2 separate regions of the Mus musculus genome follow, and region 2 is linked to region 1. A link is a loop called in an ENCODE intact Hi-C map of the cell type or tissue named here. Cell type or tissue: gastrocnemius. All regions are shown on one strand.

Region 1 (2,500 bases):
GCTTGAAAAATGCCTGCAAAATTCCATCAGTCCTTTGAGGGGACCACTTTGGGTCTCTAAGGGAGAAGGTTTCAGACCCTTGGGGGCTAAGATGCACGGGCAAGGAGTTCTTGGGGCCTTGTATCAACGGTTAAAGTCTGCAAAAATATTATTACAAGCAGGTAAGCCATCCCTTTTTAAAAAGTACTGTATTATATATATTTTTTCAGATGTATTTGGTTCTATAGACGCAATGATTGGCATTGTGTCATAAAAGAACCGTGACATGTTTTGTGAGCTCAGCGCCTCTAAGGGAGCCAAAAATGCTCTGGAATCTCAAAGGCAGCAAGAAAGGGGCTGATTGTGTCTGTCTTTTGGTATGGAGTGTCATCTGCCTCATCTTTCCTCACTGCTCACTCTGCAGAGGAAAAGCAGATCCTTACATGGTTATTCCAGAGTCAGTAACACCAACGAAGGAAATGAATTCATCTGCACTCCTCTGAAGGCTGAGACTCCTCATTTTTCCTCTGGTGTAAACTCACCTCACTATTGTAGAAATGGGTCTAAAAGCAAATCAGATTCTACAGAAATGAATCGTGAACTAACTTCTCCTCAAGAGAACTTAATTCCATTATACTTATTTAACTTGTGTATTTCAGGATCCAGAGTATAGTTGAATTAATGTATTTGACTAAATTAAATTAGATTTTACCTTTTAATCTCTGTGCATTTATTCTATAGTTGTATGTTTATTTATACACACACACATGTATGTGTGAAGGTAAAGACATATGGTTTTGTAATTAGTTTTGGGACATTTGATTGACTTAAAAAAGGATTTATATTGTAACCAGAATGTTGCAGTTTGGATAATTACAAAAAAAAAAGGTTGTACCATTAAAAAAAAAATCTTCCAACATAACACTTAAGAGAAGCCAACCTTTGTGTTAAATAAGGGTGGGGTTTACATTGTAAACTTGGAGGTTCCATTTTAGAATTTGGCTCATTATCTCAGGCCACCGGCCGCTGATAAATGAATATTTTGAAAGCGTCTCACTATTCACTGCACACAGAAAACTGGAGGGAGCTGGGCTCCAGATGACAGGCTCGGTGTTCACACAGCACCTCCTGCTGTCCACTCGGAGAACTGCAACACACGATGGGCAGAAGAAAGTTCATCAAAGCTCTTGGAACTTCCAGGGACGTCTCAGACTTTATTTTTAGGGAAAGTGTACTTAGTTTCTTTTAATGAGATATAGTGATTCAGAGAGGATTAATAACTACTATAGACAATTTGATTAAAAATCCAGACTGTTCCAATGTTCTACTAGGCCAGCATATACAAAAACCAGTATAAGAAAATTTTTGTTCTTTTAATTGTTTAATATTTAAATATTAATGTTCAATATATAATGATTTTATAAAATAAATGATGCCTTTCTGAATTAAATTTATTTGTAGTTGTGTTTCACTAAGTGAAGGGTTTTAAGTTATTTTCAATGTTAAAAAATAGCATATGGCTTTTATTGTAATTTCAAGAAAAGCACTGTTTAAATAAAATCTGGAGATAAGCACTTTCTAAGTTTTATTAAAAGTGAGGGTTGGTGAGACAGAAGACATCCGGACAATAAGGGCCAACGCCTCTTATTTCTGCCACTCTAAACAAATGCTAAACTCAGGAGTTCAGTTCACTGTGGCAAAAATGCCTTGAGGATTGCTGCTTTAATTTAAAGAGGTCATTACTCAAAATGCTGTCAAGTATAATTTATTAAATCTTAGATGTAAATATGAGCAAAACTTTACATTTTTAGTTAGTTGCAGATTGTTCGTTTAACTACTCTATAAGCATTTCAATATTATGCTAAGTTTAAGAATCCTTAAACGTCTCGTTTCTCTGCTACTTTCTCTACCTCTATGCCTTACTGCATTGTAACAATGTTAAGCTTCATCATGCTATAGGTAAGCTGAAGTACAGGGATGAAAGCAAGGAGGAATGCCATAAGTTTGCAAAAAATTCTATTTTCTTTAGTCACGCATGTTTAATTATATGCACTTGGGTCCTCTTTCCATGGCTTCGATGTTTTTAAAACTCACTGCAGTGGCACTGTTACAATGCCACCTCTGGCCATTGGCAAGCCTGGCCACATCTTTATCTTATGAGTGTCCCCCTCGGCATTAATGAGCATTCATTGAGCTGCACTACTTCACTCGGCCTTCCAGAAAGCTGGTTCTGTTTAGTTTTCTGTCTCACCCTGTTCAGGAATCACCAGACAGGTGAAACGTGGACGAGGGGCGGCTCTTGTTTTGTTAACAATTCTTAAGATTATAAAATTGTAGGACCGGATCACTTTGACATCAGTTCCGTTTAGTCTACTTTTGACATCCCATAGGAAAACCATATTGTTTTGTTGTCTGTTAAACTATAATGGGTTTAAAAATTCTAGAAGCCCAAAGGAAGGTCTCTTAAACAAATCGTTACATTGCAACTTTAAAGGAAAAGTCAGGGCTACTGGTTTTGTAT
Region 2 (2,500 bases), 610 kb before region 1:
GTGCTCCCTCGGGCACTGACGTTCATTCCAGCCACTCAGAATATTCAGGATATACAGTTGTCTCTAATTTGTTGCTATTTCAAGCAGTGAACCTCTCTTTTTAGCTAAATTTGGGCATTTTCTTTGAATAGATTTCCATAAGTAGACTTACAGAGTCTATGTGATGGGCTTCCTTCCCCGCTGTTGACTAAAATGTCAAGACCGTCACACACACTCGGGTTTTCTTCCCTGCAATCCTTTCTCACTCTCTCCCCTTTTCTCTATTTCCACGCCTTTCAAAATATTTTTAAAGGAAGCCCCGAATGATAACATGTGTAGGGGGAATGATGGTTCAATTTTTAAAGAAGCTGAAGCAAAACGGAGCTGAGCCCTCTTTTTGAACCGAGTTTCTCTGGCTGCCTGAGCTCAAATAAATATAGCCTCTGCTCTGCCTGGAGTTCCCATTCTGCAGCTTCCTGCCAGTGTGTGCATCCCTCTGCAGCTTCCTGCCAGTGTGTGCATCCCTCTGCAGCTTCCCGCCAGTGTGTGCATCCCTCTGCAGCTTCCTGCCAGTGTGTGCATCCCTCTGCAGCTTCCTGCCAGTGTGTGCATCCCTCTGCAGCTTCCTGCCAGTGTGTGCATCCCTTTGCAGCTTCCTGCCAGTGTGTGCATCCCTCTGCAGCTTCCTGCCAGTGTGTGCATCCCTCTGCAGCTTCCTGCCAGTGTGTGCATTCCTCTGCAGCTTCCTGCCAGTGTGTGCATCCCTCTGCAGCTTCCTGCCAGTGTGTGCATCCCTCTGCAGCTTCCTGCCAGTGTGTGCATTCCTCTGCAGCTTCCTGCCAGTGTGTGCATCCCTCTGCAGCTTCCTGCCAGTGTGTGCATTCCTCTGCAGCTTCCTGCCAGTGTGTGCATCCCTCTGCAACTTCCTGCCAGTGTGTGCATTCCTCTGCAGCTTCCTGCCAGTGTGTGCATCCCTCTGCAGCTTCCTGCCAGTGTGTGCATTCCTCTGGGAGAGCCCAAGGCCAGCTTTGCTTTGTTTTATGTTCCTTGGGTGATATGAACAGAAGAAGAAAATAAGCCCTGGGTATCTGTAGGAAGAACATCACTTAACCTTGATAGGTGACCATCCTCTTGGAGACAGTGGCAACTGGACTGAGTCTTTAAAGCTCCAGCACATGAATGTTGGTGACAAGAGACACAGCATCTGCAGGAGGTCATGCAAGCTGTTTCTGTGTTGGGAAACTTCGGAAAAAATGAGCTGTGTTCCTATTCTGGCTTACACATGTACAAATGTTTCTCTTCAGTGTCTCTGCTTCATAGGATTGTGACACTTTTCTTCTTGCTAAAACTAAGAACCTATATGTGGCTGTTGTAAAGACCATCTACGTAAGCATCTCTAACATTTTCCTCATTTCTAGTTTTGCTGGGCCACTTAAGTGAGAAACATGTGCCACCGTCGTTAGAAGATCTGGGAGGAACTACTGGTAGACACAGGAAGGTGGAACTCAGTGTTCTAAGCTTGTGGCCAATTTTGCTGTGTGTCCAACAGAGGGCAGCACCTTTCTCTCCTTGACTTGCTCAGGTTTGGAAAACCATCTGCAAAGACAGGATTCTCTCTGCATTCAAATACCTTTCTCATTCTCAAAGCTATTATCAGCGTACTTCTAGGAACCATGCGCCAGCAACATTCTATATTTGTATGATGGTTATAGGAGGTTTGAGCATCCTTGATAGTTTCCTTGCCAAGAGTCAAAACTGAACAGAGTGGACGGGTTTCTCAAATGTCTTTAGGTTAGCCCTTACTGATTTGAGTTTCTGTGGCTGTTTTATATTTGGTTTTGTGTGTGGTGTATGTGTTCATGTATGTTTGGATATATGTTGCGTGGGGGAACATGTGTGTGTGTGCTTGTAAGATCAGAGGTTGATGGGTGTCTTCCTCTATCACTAAGCATTGTATTCCAGGGCCTGGAGCTTAATAATTTGGCTACAGTAGCTGGTCAGTGAGACCCAGAGATTCCTGGCTCTGTGCTACTGAGATTCCTGACACATGGTGGGTTTTACTTGTTTGCTTGCTTGCTTGTTTGTTTGTTTGTTACATGGGTTATGGGAATTAAATTCAGGCCTTCATGTCTATATGGTAAGCACTTTACTGACTGAGCCATTCCCCCAGCCCTGCTGGGTTTTGTTATTGTTGTTGTTCCTTTGGTTGTTTTTCTGATTGTTTGTTTTTATTTTAAGTCTCACTACTCTAGTAGGTCAAGAATTGGTTCTTAAAAAAAAAAAAAACCCGTCTTTATAATTAATTTAATCTCATCTCAATACTTTATAGTTAAGTTTTTCTACTATCAATTTAAGAAGCCCAAGGAGTTTCAAGAATAAGAAGGATTCCAGAGTAAAGTCACCTTGTTTTGCTGGTGTTGTGAGAGGGGCCTGGTGTCAATTAGAAACAAGCCTGTACTATCTCCCCTAGAGCATGCTGATTGCAGCAAGTGAAGAGTAGGTCCAATGCCAGTCACTATTA

Evidence for each region. Hi-C counts contacts between places; a loop is a spot of excess contacts. Peaks named below come from ENCODE experiments on the same cell type or tissue, not always from the same donor. Only the 100,000 strongest peaks of a DNase experiment are listed, where the experiment ranks them.
Region 2: it touches region 1 in a loop (13-fold over the local background); 13 of 42 quality-filtered maps call a loop at or near these places.

What each region holds. Positions count from the first base shown.
Region 1 is chr2:106,081,080-106,083,579 of GRCm38, forward strand. Dcdc5 (doublecortin domain containing 5) reads left to right here. Exons shown (of 24, transcript NM_177844.2): 1 at 1-161. Among named protein-coding and RNA genes, the nearest start is that of Dcdc5, 1.3 kb to the left of the region's middle. In gastrocnemius, no CTCF peak of the experiment used is centred here; DNase peaks (open chromatin) are centred at 1,106 and 2,140.
Region 2 is chr2:105,467,618-105,470,117 of GRCm38, forward strand. No RefSeq gene overlaps it. Among named protein-coding and RNA genes, the nearest start is that of 4930527A07Rik, 7.6 kb to the right of the region's middle. In gastrocnemius, a CTCF peak has its summit at 1,544 (motif pointing right); a DNase peak (open chromatin) is centred at 1,534.